Linked DNA regions of Mus musculus: region 2 is linked to region 1. A link is a loop called in an ENCODE intact Hi-C map of the cell type or tissue named here. Cell type or tissue: heart. All regions are shown on one strand. Each heading gives the region's core, and the rest is flanking DNA. Links, peaks and the distances in the headings are about the cores only.

Region 1 (8,720 bases), core at 2,156-7,155:
GCAGACTGACCAATCCCAGGGGGCCACAGAGCCTTCTCCTGTGCTGGGGTACATATAAGCAGGGCTCCCTGGGTGCCCGGGGTCCCCGTAGAAGCATTGAGGCATTCCTGTAATAAAGGCTGTTGAGAAGAATCCGATTGTGTCGTGTCGTTATGGCTGGTCGAGAGCAGATGTCACAGTTGATCATTGCTTGTGCTGACTTCATAGAGAGCACTGCACCAAAGAACGTCTTGTGATATTCAGGTGGCTTCTTGCAACTTCCGCTGACTTGGGCCAATTGGCAAAGCATTGCAGTTGCTTCTGTATTTAACTGCCAGTGCTGATTCATGAATGGTGTTTGTGAGTGGAGTTTGTGAGTGGAGTTACAGCTGCTGATTTGTGTGACCTGAACTGCTGACAACAAAGATTGGAGTTGCTCCAAAGAACTATTTCTAAAGAGACTCACCAACCATCACCCCTTGCTCTATTAAGCTTTCCTTTCCTCTGCCTCTGCTGGGTGGTGGGCTAAAAGGGAAGTTAAATCATTTAAGAACCCTTATTAAAGTAGGTTTTTGAAAAATCTAAGCCTAGAGGTCCAAGTTTTACCATGACAGATTTATCTCAAGTGGCAAAAAGGAAGAGAGAAACTGATGCATGCTGACTCCTCAGCCAATTGACATCACAAATACTGAGATGCTGAAAGAGAGGTGACAGATACCAAAAGTGACAGCAGAAAGCAGGGTGACTTGGCTTGGCCTAGAAGAGGCTAGGCTTTGTTCTGTCTTTTACTGATTATCATTCACTTCACCCATTTCTGTGAAGCATCTACATGCACAATAGTTAAATAGAAAGCACAACAGAATATTAAGTGGGGTTTAGGGCTGAGAGACATCTCAATGAATAAGAGTACCACTGCTCTTCCAGAGGACCTGCATTCAATTCCCAGCACCCACATAACAGCTCACCATCTATAACTCCAGTTCCAGAGTCTCTAACAACTTCTTCTGGTCTCTACTGCCACCAGGCATGTACATGGCACACAGACTTGGGAGCAGGCAAAATCCTCATGCACATTTTGAAAATTTGAAAAAAAAAAAAAAAGAAGAAAAGAAATGGAGTTTAGTTGTGTCCTTCTAGGGAGACAAATCACAAAGAGTGAGAAAATCTCCAGAGAGAAGCGGGTAGCTAGTCCTAGCTGGCAAGTTGCTGGGCCCCGTACACCAGAAAGTCAGAGTTCCACAGCTTCTTGATCAGCAAAAAGAGTTTGAAAGATTCTGGTAGTGACCTTTTTTTGCACCAACGCACATTTCTTGAGCCATCAAACACATTACAGACAGGAAGGAAAAGCTGAGCTTTGCTGGAGGACAGATTTATAATTTCAGGGTGAGACAAGCCTGAACTTTCTGCCGTCTCTCCTCGATGAGGCTTCTCACCTATTTTGTCTGATTCTCATAGGAATGCAGACACACCCCAGGGGCAAGAAACGTCTGTGCCCTATCAGTCAGTGGGATCAGCTGAATAGAGGTTTGCCATGTTTTGCAAAAGATCCATATTATTGAGAAGCATCATATTGACTAGTTAATTTACTTTCCAGTTTAATATTGGTACGTCTCAGAATCAAATTGAGATAGTCAAAATCAGAATATAGTTTGCCAAGGGACTTTCCAAGAAATGGCTGTTTACTGTTTGCACAGTTAACCATTGTATATGTGGCAAGTAATGTGAAGTACCCCTCATCATGGTATCCACGAGGCATAACAGTTTTAGTCCTTATGGGATTTTCACCGTTCTCCCTGGTGATATTTAACAAAGACCTCATTCACTGCCAAACCAATCAGTTCTCCAAGCCTTCCCCACATTACATATCCATTATTTCTGTTTATAACTTACAGCTTTTATTTACAGAATTGTTAAACTCTAATCTTTAAAAAAAAAAATTAATCCATTCTCTTGTAGTATAGTGACTTGACCAGGGTGACACAACTATGACTGGTTAGCTGGAAGCTTGCTCTCCTCCAGCCTCCCATCATACTATCACCTCACTCAGTCCCATCTTGCTTATGGAAATCTGATGGACCAGTTTTCCTCTTATAGATCCTTCAAGTCTACTAGATTGCATGATTAAATTTTTGGGTTCAATAACTGCATGATCAATACACATGACTTCTAGACCTCTCCCTAAAATCTGAAGAGTTCTCAGCTGTCTCCTCTGTCACCTATCAACCTACCCTCTCAGGCTTGTCTGTAGATTGTGTCCTCACAAAATGTGTTTGGTCAGGATTAGTTCTGTAGTAGAGCCCTTACTAACATGAGCAAGGCCCAATATTTGATCCCCGGCTAGAAGAGAGCTGGCTCTATGTCTAATGTTTGTAAAATGCTTACAGGATATCCAATTTCTGTCTCGGGAATTGATGATGTGTGTCGAATGCTCTGATAACACTTTAATTAAGAATGTATAACTATATTTAAATATTTATCAAGCTTATAGAGCTATGGAACCCATTTCATAACAAAATACCTATTTTAATTTTATAAAACACTTTCTTTTTAGGGTAAATCAATTCTAAACATGATCTCCCAGTTTCATCCCTCAGTGTTTACCTACCTCCATTTTCCCTGCTTTGTCCCATTCTTGGCACATCTACAGGACCTCACAAGGACATTTCCATTGTGGCTTATGTTAGTTAGGTTCTTAATGCTATTATTGTAGTAGTGGGGCTTGCTTGCTCTGCACACTTAAAGTCTTGAAGAAAGTGGAATCCTAGTTTCACTGGCTGCATTATCTTAAATTGCTTTCGTTTCTGTGAGCATCTATTTCTTCACCTATAACCTCAGCATCTTACTTTGCTGCTCACTCATATCATTATCACTGGGAGGACCAGCAGATTCAACATTTGCTCTTAGCCAAAGGCAGAGAAGAGATGATCAGTGAACTAAAACAGCCGAGGAGCTATGTCACTCATACTAGAAGAGGCATAAATGTTACAAGTTATTATGATGATATTGCCAATGAGGCTAAATAGCCTTTAAATACCACTCTACATTAGGGCCAAGATTCCCCCAAAGGAGCAAGAACTGGTCATATTGAGTTGAACCTGATAATCTGCATTGAGAAATACAGCTGATAAATCACAGTCCGAAATTAGCCAGGTGCAGAGAAAAGAAGGGTTGGGTAGGAGGAAAGATGAAGCAACGCCTTTAATGCCAGTAAGAAATATGCCATGCACCAGTACTAGAGTAAATGGTAGAGCTGGAGAGAGGTAATTGGTGGTATCACCCGTGCATTGTGGCTAAAACAGAAGGATTGTGTGGTCAGGAAAGAATCCCTCTCCAGGGACCTCCAGGCCTCATAGAACAGACAATAAAAAGTCTTTCCCGAGACATGGTGCAGATTTGTCCTTTTGCCTCAGAAGGAAAAAAGAAAAAGAAAAAAGGATGATACTACTAGCTGTAAGCAATTAAAGGTCAATTCAGAGAAGAATTAGAAAAGTGCAGTTTCTGTTTTGGAATCTCTCTCTCTCTCTTCTTTTTTCTTTTTCTTTCTTACTTTCTTTCTTTCTTGTTGTCTTTCTTTTAACAAAAACATTATATAAGTACATCCTTCTTATCTGCCAGGTTGGTTATCAGAAAAACACTTGTTGTACATTTTAATTGGGGCCTTCTGAACACATGATGCTGTGACTCGAAGTGGCTATATCAATAATGGGAGTGATTCAGAGTTCCCAGGCAGCCAGAGGACTATTTCAGGCTCTTAATCCTCCTGCCAAATAGGGTATAGGCCAAAATAGTTCTTTTGCATTTATTTCAGGGTTTTAATCTCATATGCAACTGAACCCCATTAAATGCCGTTTCCCAGGCTCAGTCCTTGCTTTCCAGGCAGTTTAGCATACATGTGCCTGACTTACCACTTCCTGTCTGGGAAGGGTATTGACTGCCCGGAACCACAAATAGCACCTCCTTTCCAAGATTCTTGCTCCAACCCAAGAGCTGTCAATCTGTTTCTGGTCTCAGCCTCAGGGGCTGCCTAGCAGGATAGGCAGGGTAGTTGGGGCAAAACTCAGCAGCTTTTTGCTCTACTGCCAAGCACAAAAGTGGGCTTTCCATGGCTGCTCCTCAGTCTCATTTCTAATCACTCACCATGGAAGGTAATGGAAAAGTGCCTGAATTACAAAGATTCTCATTTATTACCCTGGCTGCTCCCCCACAAAGCATCTCTTCTCCCCTTTGGCAAGAAGAGATCACTATTGACGCTTTTAGAAGGCCCTGGGCCCCTCTCAATTATTGGTGTAATCTCTCCCTATTCTGGAAGCAGAGTTCTTTTCTAAGTAGATTTTTTAGAAAGTTAAAAGCTAGTCTTTGCTTTATTCATTGAAATGACTTCATGGGCTAATGTATTCTCCTGTCAGTATTTTTCATCAGTTCAGCAACATCTGCAGGATATGAAAAAAAGCAGAAAGCAGATGTTTGCAAAAGGTAGTTTCACCAAGCCTCCTTACCATAATTATTGCAGCACCACATCCCCATTTTATGGCACCTCTCTTATATTCATATGCTGTTAACTTGTCCTGTAGAAATTAAAACTGGTGTATTTCAGTTCCTTCTAAACAGATTTGCCACCTTAAAAAAAATAATTGACAGATATCTTCCATTAAATCCAAATTTCCTTTATCAAATCTTCGAGGGGAAAATAGATTAAGAAGATGTAGATATTTATCTCAACCTTCACTCATTTACACTCATTTAGTTAATTAGCACTTAATTACACTGTCAAAGGGGAAAATGTTACAATGGTCAGGACAGAGTGGTCCCCACCCCTAGGGCCCATGCTTCTTTTAAAAGGCAGACCTTTGCTTAGTGCCAGCTTGCTCCTATGTGAAACATTTGTAATGATTACTTGACAAGGGGTGCAGATCTGAGATTGTGCAAGAGAGAGCCATCACTCACTAAAGCCCAGCTGTAACTCCCAAACTGGAGCAACAGTGCCCCCCAAAGCAAGTTGCCAGAAGCAGCCAGAGAACAAACCCTGAGCTGCCCAAATGACTATTTTTTTTATAAGCCAAGGAACTATTTTAAGAACTGCTGGCCGAACCCGCAGGCTCTATCACAACCAGATGAGCATTCCAACCAAGCTGGGGAGCGGTGGCTGGAAACAGAGACTGTTTCCACCTATTTTAACCCAGACGCCACAAATTCTCTAAGGAGGAATGGAGGCGGGAGTGGAGATAGAGCAACAGAGACATAGTAGAAAAGTGGACAACTTTAGAAGTTTGTCAGACTTGAAGCAACAAAATATAATCAGCTTAACGAATAAATCGTATTAACTGAAATGCAATTGAAACTCTGCTTGTCATCGGGGTTTCTCCATCTTTTAACAAATGGCAATGGTTTTTGGTCTCACAGGTTCCTTGCCAAGTAGAAGACCTCATTAAAACTGTTGGAAAATAATAGAATTCTAATTAGCTTAATTATGATGTGAAAAATTAGCAACCTAATTCACAAAAACAATATGCAATTAACCTGTTTTTCATAAGTCAAACCATTTTCCAAAACAGGAAATGAAGGATAACACCCATAATTTCATCATGAGGGCAAAAATCCTAGACACCCTGATGCAGTGGTACAGCGAGTATGTAACGAAACCAAAAGTCTCCACTCCCTCATCCTCTGCAACTCCTTCTGTGTATTGCCTACAGAGCCTTTTGGCTCCAAGAATGGAAACTGCATTAAACTGAAGGCTCACTCAAATTTTCTCTTTCAAGTTCTAAGTCCTATTTTCCATTTTCCTTTGGGTCCTGGAATAGGGTCAACCTATAAATGATGAAATATTGCATTTTTAAAAGACAATCAACTTATGATGTCATGTCAACATATTGGAGTCCTTGAACTGCTATCAGAATATTACAGAGGGAAAATAATGTGAGGTTGGAATTAAGAAATGGAAGTCAGGAAGCCTGAAATCTAAAGTTTTTACATCAAACCATGTAATCAATAACCTAATGGTGAACTCTATGAAAAGACAATATATCAAGTTTCTGAGATGTAGAAATATGAGCTGGAGAGATGGCTCAGCGGTTAGGAGCATTGACTGGTCTTTCAGAGGTTCTGAGTTCAATTCTCAGCAACCACATGGTGGCTCACAACCACCTGTAATGGGATCTGATGCCCTATTCTGGTTTGTCTGAAGACAGCTACAGTGTACGTGCATAAGCAATAGATATCTAGATAGATAGATAGATAGATGATAGATAGATAGATAGATAGATAGATAGATAGATAGATAGATCTTTTATAAAAATATGTAGGAATGTATTAAAAATATATTAAAAGCCATTTCTACTCCCACAAAATCTCTACAGTGAAAACCATACCTACCCATATATACCTAACAGAATGGCTGGAGTTAAAAACAATGGTTGTAGTGAAGTGTTTGTAAGAAGGGAAGAAATTATAACGCTTTTGTATTTTTAGGAAGAGTATATGTCAATATCATCACTTAAAAATTGTTGTGTGACATCTGTTAAATAATACTAACAAAAGAACTCCTGGTTATAAGCTCAAACTGAGTACTCATGTCTAACAAAGGCATACACAGGAATGTTTATAATACCTTTATTCATACTAGATTTATTGGACACAGTCCAAAATCTATCAAGAGTAAGACAAACTATGAAATAGTCACATTTCTTCTTAACACAAATAAATGCATGCTGTGATCACTTGTACTTTAGTTCAAAAGTAAACAAAACTAATCCACAGAGAAAGAAGGTATCATGATAGTTGTGGAAGGTTTTAGCTCAGGCAGTAGGAAAACCTCACAGGAAGCTGCATTTGAACTGAGGTTGGCTGATGACAATGACAAAACGTCTGGGAGAAAAGTTCCATGTAGAGAATATCAGACAAGTGTCAAGGACAAATCACACCTGATAGGAGAGAAGGACTTCTCAGATGTGCTGGCATTATATTGAACCCAGGTGACGTGTGTGTGTGTGTGTATGTGTATGTGTGTGTAACTTGCATACATATATGCATATGTATATATATATATATAATAGTGATAAATATCTATGAGAATACACTATGTCAAGTACTTAAAGTGTAGGAATGCTGTACAAATAGTATATTTTAAAAATCTTCCCCACTTAAAAAAATCCACAGTGAAAACCATACCCATGCACACCTAGCAGCAAGGCTGGAATTAAATGAATATTAATAGCAAGTATTTGTAAAGAGGAAAAGAAATCAGAAACCTTTTGAATTTTAGGAAGAAAATATATATGTTCATATAACTTAACGATTAAGATTTGGGTACTATATGTATCCAAAAAAATAAAAGCAAGAGCAAATGTATGTCTACCTCAAAGTTTATCTTTCATTTTTTGCCCCATTCCCTTGGCAGACTCTACTTACATTTAGTATCTTTCCCATGTAATGCCCACTGAGCACTTTGTGATCGGTCCTTATTCATTCTGCATACAGCACTTCTCTCCTAGATTCCCTGAAATTGTCATAAGTGGACCAGAGCTCAAATGCTGCCACCTGACATCCTTGCAGAAATGCCTAGCAATGTTCTTACACTATCATCTTCCTCCCTCCCTCTCCCTCTCCCTCCCTCCCTCCCTCCCTCTTCCTCCCTCTCCCTCCCTCCCTCCCTCTCTCTCTCTCTCTCTCTCTCTCTCTCTCTCTCTCTCTGTGTGTGTAGTCTGTTGGCTTTCTTAAAATTCTTTTCAATTTTTAACCTACCTTATTATATTCTAAATATCCTGATTACTTTTTTGTTAATTAATTTGTTAACTTACTTACTCACTAGAATGTACGCTCCTTGAACGAGTGAACAAGTGCTGTCCTATATCTAGGGTTGAATCTGGCTCCAGTTGAAAGTCTTTAGATACTCAATGATTATTGAGAAGGGATAGATTGCTTCCCTCAAACTTAACAGAAGGGGTGGGATTGGCTAATTAAAACTAAGAATATATAAACAACTTTGGAAAGACACTACTTTGTATGATAATTGAAAATATAATTAAAACCACATATAGCCTGAATGCATAGAAAATGATACACCTTGTAGACATGAGTTATTAGATGAAAATCTCTCATATCTCAGTACCAGATATAGGCAGTTACTGGTCAGGGAGACCCCAAATGACCTCCTAAAACAGTATAGGCTATTGCCATTGTTCTTGGCATCAGAATCAGATAGTAAAATCTTACATTAAAAACAACATATTTTAGTTGCAGGACATAAGCTGAAAATTATGTAAAACTTCCCCCATGCTGACTAGGTATCACAGTGTTGGGAAATGCTCTATAGATCTCTCTTCAAAGAGAAATGACACCAATAGTATTCCAGAAGCCAGCCCTGTACACTGATACGAATGAACTAGGCAAAATATATCCACAAGTACAATAGTGGCACAAAGGTTACTGGTGTAACCAACCACTTTCTGATTAGATTTGAGCCTACTCCACAGGTAAGAATCCAGACCTGGTACTGAAAGCCTGGTCAAATGCTCAGGACTCTAGGAGTCATAGGCCCAGTAGGATCATACTACTGTTGTTTTCCTAAAGGATAAAAGAAGGGCAAATGTCAACAGATACAAGAAAAGGAAGAAGGACAAAGGTTAACAGATATGGAAAATTGAACGAGGAACTCCCAGATAGGAGCTGGAAGACTGGAGATTCTGAGATGGAAACCATCTGCCTCAACATCGTTTGTAGATACCTACCTAAATCTAGTTCAA
Region 2 (8,720 bases), core at 1,563-6,562, 900 kb before region 1:
GGATGAAAGGGAGGAAAGACTAGATTTCTGAAAAGCCACACATTTATGTGAAATTAAATCATTTATTATTTTAGACCTGGATTTCAAATTGCATTTTCGTAACCTGCTTACATACCATAAGCAGCTGTACCCTCTTCCCCTGAGAACCTCACTGGTACTTTGGTGAGTTATTTCCTGCTAGTGAGTGTGGCAGAGGGAACTGGAGACTCATCCTTACCAGTGGGCATGGTGACATTTCCCAATAGCTCTGAGGAATGCGGGCGAGATTGAGACAAAGTCCTGAATTGCTATTTCTCACCATCACTCATTCCCTTGCCATTCTCAATGCCGTCTGATATTCATCCGAGGCCTCTTTGTAGACAGAGCCTCGTGTGACTACAGTACTCTGACTTGGCCTGGTTAGCATGAACCATTAGTGTGGGGGAGTTTCCTGAGCCCTGCATTTTTTGTCCGATTGATGGGGCTGGTTCCTTTTACAGGTCACCACTTCCATTGTACTTTGACGAAGCAGGCAGCCAAACCAAGGGCGAAGCCTTGCAATCAGAGATCAGCAGAGCTGCACCCATACCTTGCCTTGCCTGTGTGGCAGAAGCAGCTGGAGGGCACAGAATAAAGAAGCCCAGCTGTTTCCTTGGCTTATCTGAGAGACTGACATGGTCCCTTTAGACTAGGATGCCTTTGCTTGGAGGAATTCTCAATTTGTTTGTCTTCCTTTAGGATTGACAATCTCTTTTTAACAGGATCCCCAGGGGATTTCACCAATAGCATGGGTTCCTTGTGAGAGATTTTGGGAGGAGCTCTTGTGGTGTAATCCATGTTGGAAAGTACCAACACTGCAGCAAGTAGATGAGCCTTTTAGCACACTAAACAAATACTTTCATTATCAGTCCATTGGCACAATCCTATTGTTTAAAAGCAGTCTCAGCAAATAGACTCATGTATTATCGAAGGAAGGAGGAAGACAGGTGAGCAGATAATGTTGATATGTGAAAAGCATAAAACATTCTGGGAAAGTTAGGGCAGTGATGGGGGTCATAATAGAATCAGAGAAATGAGGGCGACTCAAGCCCAGCATGGTTACCCTGCTTTTGCAAGGGCTGGTTTTAATCACTTCCGTGTACCCTTCATTTGCATCGTTTGTCAAACCTTCACATAAAAGTGGTGAGGTAGAAAGACTCAAGGGACACCTTCATTTGTCTTGTGGTACCAAGTGATTGACTTGGAGGTGGCTTGCCACAGCTCCAGTCTCTCCCATGTGTCTCCTGCTTTTGTTCTTCCCTGTGAGACACAGTTCTGAGCAGGGATAAAACTCGTCCCCCTAGGCATTTAAAGCAAGCCCTGTAACCCACTGCCACCTCCCGGATGTGCTCCTCCCAGATGTGCTCCTCCCGGATGTGCTCCTCCACCTCCACTTGGCAGCCTTCCTTCCCTGGGGATTTACTAATCTAAAAGAAATCACCAGGCTTTGTCCTTAGCCCTGGTACCAGGTCAGAGAAAAGACTTTCCTCTGCCTACTCCATGGGTCTGCTCCCTGCCACCTTCTTAAGTGCTAAGGTGGAGAGAGAGAGAGAAAGAGAGAGAGAGAGAGAGAGAGAGAGAGAGAGAGAGAGAGAGAGAGAGAGAGAGAGAGAGAGAGAGAGAGATTGAGGAGGGCACAGGTTTGGAGCTTGGATGGGAGCATCAGCAGATATCTTGATGTGTTTCAAATCCATAGATAACTGATACTTCTAGGAGCTAAAGGTTTAGACAGCTCTTACCTTTCATCAGTTAACATTCAACGGGCTATAGTACCAAGCCCACCCAGAAGATCAGTCCTCCATGAAAAGTCTGTGTGAAATTTAAAACAAAACAAATCAACAACAACCAAAAATAACCCAAATGGTATTTTCAGAAAAGGCTAGCAACTAGAAAGTACTATATGGCCCAAAGCCTTGAACCCACTGACCTGCTGTCAATGAGGTTGGATGGCAGGTAAGGCCAATGGAATGATGGCAGACACTGTGACTTGTATAAGCGGATGCAACAGCAGTCTTTCCTAGGTTGAGTTTGGGGTCAACCAGACAAGATGTGGTTTCAGTGAAGCACACGGAGATGCTGGTGAACATGAACAGAACCATGAAGCTTTGGTGAATTTAGATATCAATACTTTGTATCAGTGAACTATTTTGCCTTCCCTTGGCCTTTTGTCAGCTTTGCAAATGTCTTATTCTCCAGAATCATGACTCTGGTTTTACTTGTATTGATCTTTTGCTTTGATAACAGATAATAAAACAGATTCACTGACCAGGAGAGTCTTCCTCCTGGTTCCCCACATGCTGTCTGTCCTTCTTTAAAATGATATATGGTGAAATGGAGTCTGCTCTGAACCAGGGCATAGAGCAGAGTTTCTAGAAAGTGCTCAATAATTTTGGCAAGTCCAGGGTTAAAAGTTCCCACACTAGGTTCTCACATTGGAAACTTACTCAGACTAAGTTCACTTAGATCTGCCATTTCTTTCTACAATTTTGTATATGTGGCAATTTTTTTAACCAGAGGGTGTTTGGACATCTCTTCTCTCCAGGAACATTTGGCGTTGGCTGAGATTATTCTTGCTGCTACATTGAAGGTGGCTGTACACCATTCATCCATTGGGTAGTAGCTTCAGTAGTAGTGGTAGACATCTTACACCAACACAGAGCAGTACTCTCAAAGAACTCATCTAAACCCAAATTTCAAGAGTGCTGATGTAGAAACAAGACTAATTGTTTATATGACTATATATGGTTTTATTATTCTTTAATCCATTTCTAAGCAACTTAGGCTATGAATTATAAATAAACAATAGCAGGAAGACACCTGCCTATGATCTCAGCAACATTTCTTCATTGTATAAACAAACTTGGCACAAGAAATTTCTCACCCAGGCTTTTCTGGAGGGAAAGCAGTTTGATTTAGGGACTCAGATGTGGGGGTCAGAGGAGCTCCCACACTCCTGTGACCTGCCACTAGCCAGCAGAAGCCCCACCATTGTGGGACTGATGGGATCATGACAAGGGTTTGGCCGCCGCTAGACTTGTCTCTTTGCCAAGAGTGAGTGCCATGTGAAATCTGACAGCTGTCTTCCTGTCCCCTCCAGTCTGCTGTGTCACAGGAGCCAGGGAAAGGCAGGGGCACCCACAGCACCAGTTTTGGGGCAGGTGGCCCCATGAGAAGGCCTGTCCCCACTCTTCTCTCCCATTTATAAGTCATGACAGATTTACTCATCTTACTCCAAGCCATTGGAAAGGACTTGAGAGCTGTGTATCCCTTGCTCACCCACCCATTCTGTATATGAATGTGGAGGTCCTGTACTCCTTTATGCTCAGGGGTTCCCCTGAGATTTGTAGACCCTGAGCTGTGAAGAAAATGAACTGGCTTTCTCAAGCTTCTTCTTGCTTGAGAATCCTTGCCAGGGACTTTTTGATGTTAGCTTATTTCTACACTTAAGTATGTTTCCTCTTGCCAGTGTGCTATTTTCTCTTAATGTTTTTCAATTAAGATGTTCTGAGTGTCTCAGACTGGTTTGAGCTCATCTCAGGAATCCCTTAAATAGACAGGTGGTTCCAATCTCCCTTACCCTGATTGCCTTGAAAACTTATTTGTGAATCTTTTTGCTGCTAAAAGATGCTTGTATGCCTTCCAGTGAACATCTGTTTATTTTTGCATTGTGATTTTGTGGCTAGCTGTTGATGCTGCCTGTCATTTCCCAGTGACTACAGAGGATCTCCCTCTTAAAGGTAGATCCATGGCCGTGGAGAAATATAACATGCCGTGGCAACTTTATCTTCTCATGTTCCACCTGGCAGCTGGGCTGATGAAGCAGCAATACCCTGGCTGGAAACTCCAATGGCCTCTGACTCTTGTAACTTAGTTAGCCAACCCCCTTTCCCCAGGCAACAAGGCAGCTCTTGACAAAGCATGGGAGTTGGCGCCACAATGCCCTTGCTGACCTGACCATTAAAATTCAAAGTAGGAAGTCTCCAGTGGAAAAGTTCTGGCTTTAAGATCATGTCTTGTGAACAGATGGATTAAAGCCAAGTGGCTGGCTGCTCCCTCTTGCCAATGCTGGAGAGCTATTCCTATCCCGCATGGCTTCTACTCTCGCTGAATAATCAGGCTCCTTCTGGCCACCTGGAAAATACAGAGTCAAACACCTGTTTAAGTAGAGGTGGTGAGCTCTGGGCCTGCCACCACCAATCCATCTGCAGCCACAGCGCAACATTTACCAGCTGCTTTACTTAGCATGAGGTGGGAGCCTGCTATACTTCGATGAAAGCTTCAACAATACCCTTAAAGCATCGTAACACATGACAATTTCCACATCGGTGGGGACATGCAGGCTCAGAACTGATGCCTGCCAAGGTTTCCAGGGCTGGGGGAAGGCTGCAAGAGCTCAGCCCAGGCCCCACTGAACATGGACTCACTGCTGGTCTCTTAAGAACTGGGCTGAGGCAATCATTCTCTAGGAGCAGAAGGTGGCTGGGCCTAGTTGGCACTCCATTCCAGGAAAATGAATGCATTCTGTCGGAAGCACTGTGGAGACCATCATTTTCCACAGAGCAGTTCTCTCCTTTGTCTGGGGATAGCTCAGCATATAGAGAAAGCCTGAGAGAAAAGAACAGAGTATAAAGTTTGTGCCTTTTATATTGGTTTGTGTACAGCATCTGTGGTGCCCGTTGGGCTAGGAGCTACTAGCTCTTTGCTCCTTTAATTCTTTGATTGTCACCAATGCCAGGCTAATAAAAATAGTCATTAACACAAGCACACTATGGTATAAAGCAACAGCATGCTCCATCCCAATACCCAGGCCTTGTTTCTCAGAAGCAGAATGTGTTTCTGGAGAACCTCGGGTAGTTTGGTAGGAAGACGCTTGAAGAAATTCTAGAGTCTGGTTCTTACAGTTATTTATGAATAATAAAACTTTAAGGAAGAAATTATTGCCATCTTCGGTTTCTGGCCTGGGGATTTTACATCAAGGCAGAATGTTACATTGAATTAAAGTTTTTAATGAGTGTTCAGCATGTGCAATGCTTTCTAATAATTTATATTTCCAAACTTTAACCCTATGAGGAATATATTTTCCTTATAGGTGAAGAACATGATGTGAACAGAGTTGCCTACCCCCAACATCTTTGTAAGTGAGTGCTAGAGGCAGGAGTGAATCCAAGCAGTGGGGGCTTAGAGTCTGCAAACCACTCTGGTTCTATGAATCACTGGGGAACAATTATGTTCATCTACCACCAGACTGTTTAGGAGATAATTCATTTTTAAAGATTGCACAGCATCTTGCTCCTTAAGTATGTTTTTCACACTTGTTTTAGAAACTACTCTTTCAGACAGCTCTTGTCAAATAATTAAAACACTTTCTCCCACAGGTCCTCTGTGGCCTCATAGAGACGAGAGGATTGAGGCCATAACTGGGTTCTTGTCACATCTGGTAATGATCCTACTCCTTAAGAGGCTTTCTGTCCCATTACTTCTCAGACCTTTGTGATCAAAGGTCCTTTGCTGATTTGTGATATGAAGGCAATATAGGCATAGAACGGTATGGAAAGTGTGAGAAGAGGAGAGTGACTTTTCCTGTCTCTTCCTTCCACTCCTTATGAAGTTTCCTATGTTTCTGCTGTGTCACAGTTGTCTGAGCCAACTAAGAAATTGTCCTTATCTTGTTGAATATGACTGGCTCAAGACTCTAGTCAAAACGGTCAAGAAAGGAACTTGTCTATCACCAATGAAAAGCCAAGTCAGTCAGCTCTTAACTTTGTAATTCCCTTGGAAGCCATAACTAGGCTCAGGAGGTCACCGTAACATTCAAGACCCAACCCCTCCAAGGTCAGTGCTTTCTATTATATTTCCGCATAGCCAAGGAATTATGAATATTGACTATGCAGGTTACTTTTAAATGTCAACTTGGCACAACCTCGAATAATCCGGGAAGAGAGTCTTAATGAGAAATTATCTAGACCAAGTTGGTGAGCACATTTGTGGAAGATTGTCCTGTTGTTTTGTTACTGCGTTTTTCAGACTTTAATTTTATAATTTTTCTTGTGTATATGTGTGAGGGGGGGGAGAGAGAGAGAGAGAGAGAGAGAGAGAGAGAGAGAGAGAGAGAGAGAGAGAGATTTTGTGTAGGTAGTCATGGAGCCCAGAATGCAGGATTCCCTGGATCTGTACTTTATAGAAGGTTGTTAATTTTCTGACATGGGAGCTTGAAACCAAACTTAGTCATCTACAAGAGTAACAAGCACTCCTAATCACTGAGCCAACTCTTCTTCTTCTTTTTTTCTTTCATGTATTCATTCTCCCTCTCTCTCTTTGCATGTTGATATGTCATGGAATACTTGTAGAGATCACAGGATAGCTAGTAGAAGTTGGGTTCATCTCTTCTTTCTCAATGTAGCTTTTAGGAGTCAAATGCAAATAGTTAGGCTCAGTGATCAGTGCCCTTTCCCACTGAGCCATTTCACTGGCTCTTGGTTATTATATGACTAGCTGATTCAGTTCCTACAACTTTTCTGAAATAATGGGCTATACCTGGATATTTCATTAATTAATTAATTAATTAATTAATTGACAGCCCCATTGCAACTTCCACTTCCTTCTCTGCTCCTAGTCCATTCTTGTCCCTCATGTCCTTTTCCCTCTCCCTTTCTCCTCAGAGGTGGAGAGGCATCCCATGGATATAAACCTGCCTTAGTGTAGCAAGTCGCAGTACGACTAGGTGCATCTTCTCCTATTGATGGTAGAAGAGGCAGCCCAGTTATGGGTAAGAGATCCAAAGGCAGGCAACAGAGTCAGAGAAAGCTTCTGCTTTTGCTTTTAGGGGTTTGACATGAAGACCAAGCTACACATCTGTTCCATATATGCAGGGGCCTAGGTCAATCCCATGTATATGCTCTCTAGTTGGTGGTTCAGTCTCAGTCTCAGTGAGCAATTATGAGCCCAGGATAGTTGATTCTGTGGGTTTTCTTGTGGCATCCTTGACCTTTCTGGACCCTTCAATCCTTCCTCCCCATCTTCCACAAGATTCCCTGTGCTCCACCTAATATTTGACTGTGGGTCTCTGAGTGTGTTTCCATTAGCTGCTGGGTGAATCCTTTCAGATGATAGTTATGCTAAGGTCCTGTCCACAAGAAGCTGACACTATTAATGATATTTAGCTACTTGTGCAGCAGAGGAGACAATACAGATGCCAGAATCAGCAGCCTTCGTTTGAACAGCCCAAGAGATCCTCACCATGTGAAGAATGGTGAGGTAGGCAGGCAGCAGAGACATTCCCCTTCTCAGAGTGCCTCTCCATCACCTCCAAAGTGCCAAAGAGAGACTTCCCCTTGGATGCAGATGGGAAAGCAATGGAAGTTGCCAGTGACTAAGAGTAGTAGAAGGAAAAGTCCTTATCTGCCTCCTGCCAGAAGGCCAATGATCCCCTTCTCCAGCCCCTGCTCCTCCCCACCTCTACCTCCTGGGTGGCTCAGCCAACCCACCACAATAAAGGACCCCTTCTCCTCCCCGATGCTGCTCACAATCTCCAAGAAGATACTCTCCTCCCATCCAGAGGATATACTCTCCTTCCCTACATTCAAAACGGAGTACCACCTCACCCCCATTCCCTCCCAAGTGAAGGGCAGCACCATCTCCACCACCAAAGTGCCAGGTCTCCCGCTCTCCACCTCCTAAACAAAGAACACCCCCCCCATTCCCCCAGTCACCAAGAGACACTCAGCCTCCTTATCTTCAAAGCATAGGAAAGGGTCTTCCCCAGGCCACTCCACCTGGGATGCCCAATCACCACAACCAGACCTCAAGCCCTCTCCTTGTATGAAGAGGAACTTCAGAGTCATTCCAAGGAAGGCAGTCTCCATCTCCAAGTACTAGGCCTATTAGGAGAGTCTCCAGAACTCTGGAGCCCTAAAAGATAAAAATGGCTGCCTCCTTGAGCCCTCAGTAGTTAAGAAGGGTTTCATCTTCCAGATCTGTCTCTGGATCTCCTGAGCCAGCAGCTAAAAAGCCTTCAGCACCTCCCTCTCCTGTGCAGTCTCAGTCACCCTCCACAAATTGGTCACCTGTGTTACCAGTCACAAACTGGTCACCTGCAGTACCAACACCAAGCCCATCCCTTGCCAGGAACTCTGGTCAAGAAGGAGGTGGAAAGAAAAAGGAGGAGGAGGAGGACAAGAAACACAAGAAGCACCTAGACACAAGAAGGAGAAGGCTGAGGCCCTGGCCACCCCAGCTGCTGCAACCCCTGCAGCTGTTTCTGTTGTCATCACCACATCAGCACAGGAAGAGCCTGCAGCAGCACCAGAGCCCAGGAAGGAGTCTGAGAGTGAAGCTGAAGATGACAACCTTGATGACTTAGAGAGGCACTTATGGGAGAAGGCCCTAGGATCCATGCGGAAGGTTCAAGTGTCCCCAGTCCTAGGCGGACATGTTTGTTATGTTGTAAATTTTATTTGGTTTGTACTCAGTTCAATTTCAAAAGTTGCTCAAATGTGTTTGGGCTTTAGACTATAATATTTGTTGTAACAATTGCTAGGCTGAAGTTCACCATGTTTAAAAAAGGGGAGGGGGCATGGATTTACATTACAAAGGTGTCCAGGGTGTATTAGTGACATTCTTCCATTGACATTTAGAGTGAAATACTTTAAAGTCTCCACCCCCCAAAAAAATCTCTTTTAAAAAAGGGGGGGATTTGAATATTG

The links. Hi-C counts contacts between places; a loop is a spot of excess contacts. Peaks named below come from ENCODE experiments on the same cell type or tissue, not always from the same donor. Only the 100,000 strongest peaks of a DNase experiment are listed, where the experiment ranks them.
Region 2: a loop joins it to region 1, with 3 times the contacts of the local background. A loop is called at or near these places in 2 of 42 quality-filtered maps.

The regions. Positions count from the first base shown.
Region 1 is chr11:17,682,159-17,690,878 of GRCm38, reverse strand. No RefSeq gene overlaps it. Among named protein-coding and RNA genes, the nearest start is that of Etaa1, 270 kb to the left of the region's middle. In heart, for the core only: a CTCF peak has its summit at 4,968; a DNase peak (open chromatin) is centred at 5,028.
Region 2 is chr11:18,576,947-18,585,666 of GRCm38, reverse strand. It overlaps the pseudogene Gm12024. Among named protein-coding and RNA genes, the nearest start is that of Gm12022, 88 kb to the right of the region's middle. In heart, for the core only: no CTCF peak of the experiment used is centred there; DNase peaks (open chromatin) are centred at 3,066 and 3,996.